Regions from separate parts of the Homo sapiens genome. Here region 1 is linked to region 2. A link is a contact called in ENCODE Hi-C or POLR2A ChIA-PET data. All regions are on one chromosome and are shown on one strand. Each heading gives the region's core, a stretch centred on a gene start or an enhancer-like site at or near the end of the contact. The rest is flanking DNA. Distances are from core to core; before and after follow the strand shown. Region 1 holds the start of LINC01480 (long intergenic non-protein coding RNA 1480). Region 2 holds the start of ZFP36 (ZFP36 ring finger protein).

Region 1 (5,978 bases), core at 1,634-4,133, 2.1 Mb after region 2:
CAAATATTAATTATAATGGTAACTCTTAAGTATGCATTTTTAGTAAACCACTTAGGAGACAACCAATTTTAATTATGTCCTTGATGTAGAGCTTAAAGAAAAAGATGGAGCTGTAGAAAACATCTTAGTCTTGAAATATCTTACTCTTCCCAGTATAAGGGGGGGCATGGCCCTATTTCACAGGTGCCCAGGCCTTAGCTAGAAATGGATGGTTCCAAGACATGTCAAAAAACTGTTTGAAAGGTTTTAGAAGTTGTTAATGACATGAAAATATTTAGTAAAGGCAGTATTTGATCTGTCTAATTTGGATCCAATATCTAAACTCTGAAGACATATTTATTTTATTTTGCTAATTTTAAAAGTGGCTTTATTTTTTAAAATAATGTTTATGTTTCTTTCAATAGTGTGTGGAATATATGTGGTTTTTGGTTATGTGGATAAAAGTTCCTTAGTGGTAATTTCTGAGATTTTGAGGCATCTGTCTCCTGAGCAGTGTATAATATACCCAATATGTCATCATTTATTCCTCATCCCCCTCCCAACCTTTCCCCGAGTCCCCAAGTCCATTATATCATTCTTATGCCTTTGCATTCTCATAGCTTAACTCTCATTTAAAAGTGAAAACATTCAATATTTGATTTGCCATTCCTCAGTTACTTCACTTAGAATAATGGCTTCCAGTTCCATCCAACTTGTTGCAAAGGACATTATTTTGTTCCTTTTTATTATCAAGTATTATTCCATGGTGTACCACATTTGCTTTATCCACTCGTTCGTTGATGGGCACTTAAGTTGGTCCCATATCACTGCAATTGCGAATCGGCTGCTATAAACATCCATATTCTTGTGTCTTTTTTATGGAATAACTTCTTTTCCTTTGGGTAGATAGCCAGTAATGGGATTGCTGGAATGAATGGTCTACTTTTAGTTCTTTAAGGAATCCCCATACTGTTTACCATAGTGGTCGGACTAGTTTAAATTCCCACTAGCAGTGTCAAAGTGCTCCCTTTTGACCACATCTATGCCAACATCTATTGTTTTCTGACTTTTAAATTATGGGCTTCTAGCAAGATTAAGATAGCATCTCATTGTGGTTTTGTTGTGGGATTTAGGAGGATGAGAGAGAGGCTTTGGGTTAAAACAGGAGAATCTTTTATTGAGTGCTCTCAGGCCCAGCAGACTCACGTCCAAAGACAGGGCCTGGAACAAAGACAGCACTTGACTTTTATACACACTTCACAAAAGGGGGTGGGCCAGCTTGAAGCAAGCTTACAGTGGTGTGAAAGCAGGGATACAGAGGCAGGAAAAAGACAGTTAATCAAATTGTAACAGGTTCATAACTCAGGATTGCACATAACTGTTGCTATGCAACCCAGATGTCTATTATCTAGGTTTTGCTCTAAAGAGGCTTGCATTGGTTTATCTTCACTATGGTGCCTAGAGAGCTGTAGTTCAGGCCTGCTCAGGCTTCTCATGACCTTTGCCATACTTCTTAGATAAAACAGAATACTTGAAGTTACTAGTTAAAGAGAACAAGAATCTATAAACTCATACCATAAAACAAAGGAAAATTTGTTTTTCTTCTCCCTACATTGAAGGAGTGCTGGAAGAGTCTCCAGAATACAATAAATAATATTATCAAGACTTTTCCTGGGTCTGGGCTGTGCCTGTTGCTGCCTCTGGGACAAGTTAGCTTAATACAAGAAAGCTTATTTCCCTTTCTTTTTAATTTTATTTTTCTTTAATTTCCCACCTCAGTTTTACTTTGCATTTCCCTGAGAATTTTTAATAAGTAAAATACTTAGAAATATACTTAACCAAGTAGGTTAATGTAAGTTTCCTACAAGGAAAACTACAAAATAGTGCTGAAAGAAATCACAGTTGACACAAACAAATGGGAACACATTATAAGCTTATGAATAGGTAGAATCAATATTGTGAAAGTGACCATACTCTCCAAAGCCATCTACAGAGCAGTAGAATTCTCATCAAAATATCATCATTCTCCTTCCCAGAACTAGAAAAAAGAATCCTAAAATTTATACAAAACCAAAAACGTGACCGCATATCCAAAGCAATACTTTGCAAAAAGAACAAATCTGAAGGCAGGCTTTAAATTATACTACAAGGCTACAATCACCAAAATAGCATGATACTGGTATAAAATATGCACATAGAGCAATAGAACAGAATAGAGAACCCAGAAATAAAGCCAAATGCTTACAGACAACTAATCTTCAACAAAGTACACAAAAACATTAATTGGGGAAAGGATACTTTATTCAATAAATGGTGCAGGAAGTATAAAAATAGGCACATAGAGCAATGGAACAGAATAGAGAACCCAGAAATAAAGCCAAATGCTTACAGACAACTAATCTTCAACAAAGTATGCAAAAACACTAATTGGGGAAAGGACACTTTATTCAATAAATGGTGCAGGAAGTATAAAAATAGGCACATAGAGCAATGGAACAGAATAGAGAACCGAGAAACAAAGCCCGGTACTTTCAGTCACCTGATCTTTAACAAAGCATATAAAAACTTCCATCTAAGACCTGAAAGTCTAAAAATGCTACAAGATAGCATCCAAAAAGCTTTTCTAGACATTGGCTTAGGCCAAGTAGTCATGACTAATGCCCCAAAAGCAAACGCAAAAATATAAAAATAGAATAAGATCAATAGGACCTAATGAAACCGAAAATCTTCTGCAAGGCAGAAGAAATATCAGCAGGGTAAACACACAACCCACAGTATAGGAAACAGTAGTCACAAACTAGGCATCTGACAAAGGACTAATGTCCAGACTCCAAAGGAACTGAAAGAAATCAGCAAGAAGAAAAGGTGCCATTTACCACCTTCCTGACTCATTGGCCAGAACCAATGTTAGTGGAATTAACATATGCCCCACCCCAAGTGACTTCTAAAGGGCTAACTCACCACAAGGGAGTCAGAGCAGATCTTGGACTGAGACCTACAGGACACAGGTACTGCTTTTTCTCTTTTATTTGTTTTAAATTTTATTTATGTTTTTAGATCAAATAGTTCAGATTGCATTGGTTTTTAATCTGCTGTTGTTGGATTAACATATGCTTTAAGCGACTCTTAAATAGGTGGCTCACCAGGAGAAAGGCATAGCAGAACCTGGACTGAGACCTACGGGAGACAGGTATTGCTTTTTCTCTTCTAATCATTTTAAATTTAATTTACCATCTTTCATCAAATAGCTCCGATCATATCATTATTTTTTCTTTTCTGTTTTGTTGGTGGTTTTATTGGTGGAGTTTTATTTTACTATTTTAGAAAAGCAGTCTTTTAAAAAAGACTTTTAAAAAGTTTTATTACTCTTTTTTTTAAAAAAATTATGTTTTCCCTTGATGTGCTTATTTCCTTTATAAAGATCATCACCATTAAATTACTAGGAGATACTGCGGCTGATTTTGTCATGCGTGAGATAAGAAATTTTTTGCCAAAGCAATTAGTGATGAGTGCAATGGAAAAATCCGTGATGATCTTTTAAGATGATTAACTTTCTAATCCAGAAAATGCTGCTGTTTGTACTGAACAAAATAGCTTTATTTTTATATGACCAGGGGTACATAAAATGCTTCAAAACAACACATAATTTGGCAAAAATACTATGTCTTGCCAGCCAGAAGAATAAGTGTGGTTTTATTTCTATGTATATGTCTAGTACCATGCCTGCACTAGAGTTGGGAAATTTTAAAAACATCACCTATTGATACAGAAGAGAAGTGCTGGGAAGGGAAGGGCATGGTCCCTTTGAATGATACAGAAAAGGTGAAGGAAAGTGATGGGTAGAGGAGGCCGGGGTCCCTGGCTAGGGCTCCAAACCTGGGCTTGTGCCCCTGGACCTAGATGAGGACAGGCATTTTTGTTTTCCTGACCAAATGTTGCATTTCCCAAGATCACCCTGGCCCACCATGCCCTATCCTGTGCCTAAAAAAACCCTGGGACCCTAGCAGGCAGACACACAGGAGGTTGGACGTCGAGAGGAGCACATCAGTGCAAGAACACATGGGTGGCTGCCACTTCTCTCCCTTTCCTGAGAGGGAAAAACTCTCGACGCTGAGAGGAATCCACCAACAGGCACCAGCACTCTGGCAGGCCACCGACCAATGGATTGACATAGAGTTTGGCTGGGGCAGCCAGAGGAGAGCCTGGGCCGCTGAATAACCCGACTTCAGGGGAAAACTATTCTCCCTTTTGGCTCCCCCATCTGCTGAGAGCTACTTCCACTCAATAAAACCTTGCACTCATTCTCCAAGACCACGTGTGATTTGATTTTTCTGGTACACCTAGGTAACAACCGCGGGATACAGAAAGCCCTCTGTCTTTGGGTTAAGGAATGGGTCTAATTGAGCTGGTTACCACAAAGCCACCTATAGATGGCAAAACTAAAAGAGCACATGGTACCACATGTCCACTGGGGCTTCAGCAGCTGTAAACATCTACCCCTAGATGCTGCCATGGGGTTGTAGCCCCACAACTTGCCAGTCTGTATGCTTCCCTAGAGGTTTGAGCAGCGGAGTACTAAAGAAGCAAGCCACACCCCCACTCCACCTCCTGTGAGGGGGACAAGGAAACTTTTCCCATTTCAACTGGTGGCTCGTCTGGGATCTCGGAAGGTGAGTGTGAGTGAATGGGAAACTGTTGGGCCTGCCTTTCTTCCAAAACTCTGCCACTTCTCTCCCTTTCCTGCAGGTAAAAGACTCTGTTTTCCTTTCATCTCTTTTCTCTCTCACACATTATTTGAAATGGATCTTATCTCTTCCTTTATAATGTTAAGAGTTTTGCTACAGGCTGAGGCAATGTTACTAAGTAAAATGAGCATTTGGCTCAGCCGCCAAAGGTGCAAATCAGACCAATTTTTCCTAGAGGTGCCATGTATGCCTCCACCTTGACAGCCCCAGGCATGAGCGGCTTCCAGGGCACCTCTCCTTACCCTTTTCCCTCCCAGCTCCAGCACCTAGGCATGCCTGCAGCAGGCAAAGGCCACACCCAATAGCCATGAAGGGGCAGGGGGAGCAATGTCGCAGAAGTGTCTCCCTCCACTGCCTGGGATGAGGGGGGTGTGAGAAAACCGATGGTAGCCAGGACCCTACAGAGTGCTTCTCACCCACTGCATCAATGGAACCTTTCCTTCCATGGCCAAGGAATTCAACCTGGTCTGAACTGGGGGAAGGATGGGAAAGTTATAAGGATTAGAGGGGCCCACTTGCACTAAGCAAGGGGTTCTTCCCCCAGCATTCCCCACTTTTTGCCTCTTTAACTGTTTTTCTCTTTTTTTCTTTTCTAAGTGAGAATCCCCACCGCTCTGTTTCTAATAGGGAAGTTAACAGAGGAGTGACCCCTGCTGGCTGATAATTGCAAATTCAGCAGGGCTTATTTGAGGCACTAAATGGATATAAACAGCCTCTGAAATGCTTTTTCAGTCCCAAACTCAATTCCAAGCTTCAGGCTGAGGCCCTAGAAAGAGAAAGCAGGTCTGAGGAATTCAAAGCCAGGCAACAGGCACAATGTAAATGGACAGGACCAATTCCTGCTGACTGAACCCCATCCCACAGAAGGAGGCCATGCCTCATGGGATAAAAAGGCCCAGGGAACTCAAAGTTTTTCAACAGCAGGGAGAAAAGGAAACATAGGTGAGGGCAGTTAATTCCTAATCTCCAGGTTCTCCCTGCTTCATGGGTACATACCGCATTTGTACCTGTGGCCGGCACCTGCCAAGGTTGCCAGGGCGCAGGGGTAAGAGGTGGAAAGTGAAGTGAAGATGCTTGCTTTCCCTCCCCATCACACCCTGAGCTTTTTGCCAAAAGAAGGAAGGGAAATGAGGAACACCTCTATTCCCTGTCTTTCAGAATGGGCAGCCAGTTCTCCTCACCACCCCCAGCTTGTACTCCCCTTGAGTGTATCCTGAACCATTGGGACTGTTTTGACCCTCAGAATCCAGAGGA
Region 2 (5,721 bases), core at 478-2,977:
GTTTTCTCAGAGGGCAAACCTCGACATAATTTCAGACCCTAGTATGAGGCCTGTGCCATTTGCTAGCTCGAACTAGGAGAGTAACTTTATTTTTCCCCCTGAGAGGGAGTCTCGCTCTGTGGCCCAGGCTGGAGTGCAGTCGCCTGATCTCGGCTCATTGCAACCTCTGCCTCCTGGGTTCAAGCGACTCTCCCACCCCAGCCTGCTCCCTCCCCGCCCCCGAGTAGCGGGACCACAGGGTGTGCGCCACCACACTCAGCTAATTTTTGCATTTTTGTAGAAATGGGGATTCGCCGTGTTGCCCAGGCTAGTCTCAGACTCCGAGCTCTAGTGATCCGCCTGCCTTGGGCGCCCAAAGTGCTAGGACTACAGGTGTGAGCCGGGCAGGAGAGTAACTTCACTTTGGTTTCCTCCTGCCTTAAATGGGCATACCACCTGGCATTAGGATTAATGTGCGTAAAGTACTTAGAACTCAGCCCAGGTGAGTTCTCCTTAACTCAGCCTAGAAGAGATCATCCGCCCGAGGGTGAGGGGGCTAGAGCCGCCCTGTGAATTGGGAAAGGAGGCCCCTTTTCAGCCTTGCCAGGTATCCTGGACCCCACCCAACCCACTCACTCACCCACCCAACCCCAGCAAGTGGGGAGAGGGAGAGCAGTCCAGGTCTCCTTATCTGTCTGGGCTGTTTAGGAGTGAGACCACACAAGGCAGGCAGTTCTCAGAGAATTCCCCTCCAAGGCCTGCTGGCTCTTTCTTGGCACTTTGCTCTGCAGATTTCTTTCCGTAAGTGCTTATTTCTCACAGTCTTTCTCCTTTTTGTCCAGTTTCTTTTTCTTTTTAATTTTTTTAAATAGTATTTTTTGTAGACATGGGATCTCACTGTTGCCCAGGCTGATCTTGAACTCCTGATCTCAGGTAATCCACCTGCCTCATCCTCTGAAAGTACTGGGATTGGCCGGGCTTGGTGGCTCACACCTGTAATTCCAGCTCTTTGGGAGGCGGAGGTGGGAGGATCGCTTGAGCCCCGGAGCTGGAGATTAGCCTGGGCAACATAGGGAAACCCCGTCTTTCAAAAAAAAAAAAAAAGAAGAAGAAAAAGGAAAGAAAAACACAAAAAGTGCTGGGATCACAGGTGTGAGCCACTGCGCTCAGCCCCTTTCTGTTTCTTTTTGTGATCCTCCCAACCCTCTTCTCCCTCTGAATCTGTCTCTGGGACTGTCTCTGTCTCCCCGTCTTCCCTCCCTTCCTCACCCTGTCTATCTCTCTCTGTATGTCTCTTGGTGTGTGTGTCTCTCTCGATGTTTTTCTCTCTGCCTGTCTGCCTGTCTGTACCCCTCTGCGTCTCTCCCCGCCCCCATCCGTCTGTGTCGCACGCGCACCCCCATCGGGCTTCTGCTCTTGTCAATTGCCCCTGGGGCCCTGCCCCCACCTCCGCCCCAGTTTCCTTCTACAAGCCTCAGTCTCCAGCTTTGAAAACTGGGCAGGCGTCCCCCCATCCGCACCCCCACCCCTTCCCCACGCATTCCCCGCTCGGTCACGGCTGTCCACCGGCCAAGCTCAGGCGCGTCCTGGCCCAGGGCCGGGCGGAAGGGAACCAGTCCAGGGCCAGCCAGGCTGCGCCGGGGGCGCGCGTCCGGGAAGCGCCCCTCCTGCCCCGCCCCCGGCCCCGGCCCCGGCCCCGCCCCGTGCTTGCAGTTTCCTATAAGTAGCCGGCTCTCGGTGCCAGCCTCAGCCTGACTTCAGCGCTCCCACTCTCGGCCGACACCCCTCATGGCCAACCGTTACACCATGGATCTGACTGCCATCTACGAGGTGAGTCCCCGCCGCACGGCATCCCCGGTACCTGCATGCCTGAGTCCGAGTCCCCACCTCTCTAGCGCCGCAAACTCCAGCCCGGGACGCTTGCCTCCCTTCTCCAACTGGGGCTCCCTAGCGCCGCGCCCTCCAGCCTGGGGCCCCTGCCTCCCGCTCAGACCAGCTTGGTGATTTGGAGGTGAAAATGGAACCCGCGACACCCGGCTCTTCGCTCAAACATGGGTGGGGCGGCCCATGCAAGTGGAAAGTCGGAGAACTTTTCTCAGACCGAGGCTGCCTGGAGGCGGAAGTGGCCCCCATACCTGGCTCACCCCTAGTCGTTGCTGAGGGCGTGGTTTTGCGCGGAGGCGTCTCTGGGGCTGAAGTCTCAGGGTGGGGGGATCCGACTTCTGTCTCTCCAGTCCCTGACCGTAGAGACAGAGAACCCTAAAACCGAAGCAATCCGGACTTCCAGGTCAACTTTGCCCGGTTTCTCCAGTTGTGAAACTGGAGATCCCGACGCGTGGGTCATATCCGGGGAGGACAAGAGACCCAAAATTGGGAAACAGTGGTGCGCCCTGACTTCGGGGTCCCCCTCTTGGTCCAGCCGGGGAAGCCGGGATTCCTGGGTCCCTCGGGATAAGGCCTCGGTGGTGGGTAAACTCAGAACCTCCAACTCTGGGTTCCTGGCATCCGGAACCCAGGGGTTTCTGCGGGCGGGTGGGGCTCAGGCGGGGAGCCCACAAACCGGCCTGGCAAGCTCTAGTTCCCTGCAGCTGGGGTGGGGCGTCGCCCTGCATTTTCAGGTGCCTTAACCGACCCATTTCCGCAGAGCCTCCTGTCGCTGAGCCCTGACGTGCCCGTGCCATCCGACCATGGAGGGACTGAGTCCAGCCCAGGCTGGGGCTCCTCGGGACCCTGGAGCCTGAGCCCCTCCGACTCCAGCCCGTCTGGGGTCACCTCCCGCCTGCCTGGCCGCTCCACCAGCCTAGTGGAGGGCCGCAGCTGTGGCTGGGTGCCCCCACCCCCTGGCTTCGCACCGCTGGCTCCCCGCCTGGGCCCTGAGCTGTCACCCTCACCCACTTCGCCCACTGCAACCTCCACCACCCCCTCGCGCTACAAGACTGAGCTATGTCGGACCTTCTCAGAGAGTGGGCGCTGCCGCTACGGGGCCAAGTGCCAGTTTGCCCATGGCCTGGGCGAGCTGCGCCAGGCCAATCGCCACCCCAAATACAAGACGGAACTCTGTCACAAGTTCTACCTCCAGGGCCGCTGCCCCTACGGCTCTCGCTGCCACTTCATCCACAACCCTAGCGAAGACCTGGCGGCCCCGGGCCACCCTCCTGTGCTTCGCCAGAGCATCAGCTTCTCCGGCCTGCCCTCTGGCCGCCGGACCTCACCACCACCACCAGGCCTGGCCGGCCCTTCCCTGTCCTCCAGCTCCTTCTCGCCCTCCAGCTCCCCACCACCACCTGGGGACCTTCCACTGTCACCCTCTGCCTTCTCTGCTGCCCCTGGCACCCCCCTGGCTCGAAGAGACCCCACCCCAGTCTGTTGCCCCTCCTGCCGAAGGGCCACTCCTATCAGCGTCTGGGGGCCCTTGGGTGGCCTGGTTCGGACCCCCTCTGTACAGTCCCTGGGATCCGACCCTGATGAATATGCCAGCAGCGGCAGCAGCCTGGGGGGCTCTGACTCTCCCGTCTTCGAGGCGGGAGTTTTTGCACCACCCCAGCCCGTGGCAGCCCCCCGGCGACTCCCCATCTTCAATCGCATCTCTGTTTCTGAGTGACAAAGTGACTGCCCGGTCAGATCAGCTGGATCTCAGCGGGGAGCCACGTCTCTTGCACTGTGGTCTCTGCATGGACCCCAGGGCTGTGGGGACTTGGGGGACAGTAATCAAGTAATCCCCTTTTCCAGAATGCATTAACCCACTCCCCTGACCTCACGCTGGGGCAGGTCCCCAAGTGTGCAAGCTCAGTATTCATGATGGTGGGGGATGGAGTGTCTTCCGAGGTTCTTGGGGGAAAAAAAATTGTAGCATATTTAAGGGAGGCAATGAACCCTCTCCCCCACCTCTTCCCTGCCCAAATCTGTCTCCTAGAATCTTATGTGCTGTGAATAATAGGCCTTCACTGCCCCTCCAGTTTTTATAGACCTGAGGTTCCAGTGTCTCCTGGTAACTGGAACCTCTCCTGAGGGGGAATCCTGGTGCTCAAATTACCCTCCAAAAGCAAGTAGCCAAAGCCGTTGCCAAACCCCACCCATAAATCAATGGGCCCTTTATTTATGACGACTTTATTTATTCTAATATGATTTTATAGTATTTATATATATTGGGTCGTCTGCTTCCCTTGTATTTTTCTTCCTTTTTTTGTAATATTGAAAACGACGATATAATTATTATAAGTAGACTATAATATATTTAGTAATATATATTATTACCTTAAAAGTCTATTTTTGTGTTTTGGGCATTTTTAAATAAACAATCTGAGTGTAAGCTGGGATCCTGGCTTCTTCGCGGTCTAGAGACAGGAATGGAGAGGGAGGGGGTGACTTTTTGGAAGCTGGGTGCAGTTAACTCTTCCTCTCCGAGCCCCGCGGCGCTTACCTGGCAGGAAGTGACGTCACCGGGCCTGGCCGTTCACCTGAAAGGGTGGGACCAGGTGAGGTCACCAGATGGGAACCGGGGGAGCCAGTTCCCGGGCGTCGGGGGCGCCGCGCTCCCGTCCTGCTGGGCTCCTTGACCCAGCTTCGGGCGGGTGCGGTCGGGGACGGGATGTTTCCGTCCCCACGGGGCCGCGGGAGGCGGGAGGGGCCGGGTGGGGAGGACGGAATGTGCTGGGGCGCGCGCCCAGAGCGAGCGGGGGCGGGCGCGGGGCGGGGCAGCCTGGGGTAGCGGAACCCGTTTCGGGACTAGAGGTTCCGGGGGGGCTTCGACACCTTCTGGATGTTGGGGAAGCGGGTTTAGGGTCTCAAGAGGCTAGGATCTCAACATTTGGGAGTCACAGGTTGCATCCCCTAGCGCTTTAGACTCTAGACCCCTGGTGGCTCGGAGTTGCAGATTTCTGGCCACCCGGGACCCTGGAGCCCGGGAATTACCGGGTCTTGGCATTTCCGAACCTTGGAAGTCCGAGGCTTCGCACACCGACCAGGGTCGGCCCCGCGAGGCCAGGGCGTGTGGGTAGGGGCCGCGCGTCTAGGAGGGGCCCCGGGGGAGCCGCGTCTTCAGACCATACAAGGCCAGCGTCGTCGGGACCAACCCCGGGGCCCCGCGCCCGGAAGCCGCCCTGCGTCAGCGCCTGCGGCTCGGCCCTGCCGCCCAGCCTTCGCCCCCTGCGACCCCTCTTTTTTCTCCTTGCCCCGCACTCCTCCCTCCTCCCTCTCACTTCCCTCTTCTCTCCTTTCCCTACCCTCACCCTTCCTCCTCTTTTTCACTTCCTCCTCTGCACCCTTCTGCCCCGCCCTACACCCTTTGCCTTCTGTTCTTCTCTCCCCCTCCAATTTGTCCCCTCCCTCATTACTCCTCTCCCACTTCCAGCCTCCCCATCCTGCCGTCTCTTACCCCCTTTCTCCTCCTTCCCGTCTCCCTTCTCTCCCTTTTTCCGTCCTTCTTTCCCTCTCCACCCTTTCCTTGCCCTCCCACTCCCCATTGTCCTCTTCCCCTCCTCCCCCTAGCCTTACTCCTTCTCCTCTTCTCTCTCCCTCTGAAGCCCCTTTCCCTCCTCTCCCTTCTCTCTACCCTCCTCAAGCCTCCCTCCTGCTCTCAGGCCTCCTTGGCCCACTCCCCTTGCTCACTGACATTTGGTCTCCTCTTCCAGGAAACTGCTTCCCTTGTGGGAAAGGGCTCAGGCCCTAATAAGTAGAAGAGGATCAGGCGAGAGGGAGTCAGAACCCCTGAGATGCAAAGGCAGCAGAGGGGCAGAGACCAAG

The links. Hi-C counts contacts between places; a loop is a spot of excess contacts on that map. ChIA-PET counts read pairs that join two places held with the same protein, here RNA polymerase II (POLR2A). Pooled maps may share reads with other maps.
Region 1: a loop to region 2 is called in a map with no recorded cell type, with 8 times the contacts of the local background. The contact joins the promoter of LINC01480 here to the promoter of ZFP36 in region 2. A Hi-C loop is called at or near these places in 1 of 37 single-sample maps with no recorded cell type and 7 of 50 pooled maps. POLR2A ChIA-PET finds 5 or more read pairs at or near these places in 1 of 52 experiments (activated B cell).

What each region holds. Positions count from the first base shown.
Region 1 is chr19:41,532,615-41,538,592 of GRCh38, forward strand. LINC01480 (long intergenic non-protein coding RNA 1480) reads left to right here and starts at 2,884. Exons shown (of 3, transcript NR_110724.1): 1 at 2,884-2,987; 2 at 3,100-3,169; 3 at 3,987-4,290.
Region 2 is chr19:39,405,120-39,410,840 of GRCh38, forward strand. It overlaps ZFP36 (ZFP36 ring finger protein), which reads left to right and starts at 1,728. Exons shown (of 2, transcript NM_003407.5): 1 at 1,728-1,809; 2 at 2,624-4,288. The coding sequence starts at 1,786. The coding sequence ends at 3,580. MIR4530 (microRNA 4530) reads right to left here and starts at 4,559; the gene lies at 4,504-4,559. RefSeq lists silencers at 1,322-1,771, 4,562-4,621, 4,972-5,291 and enhancers at 1,892-2,091, 2,142-2,779, 2,780-3,418, 3,419-4,056, 4,319-4,909.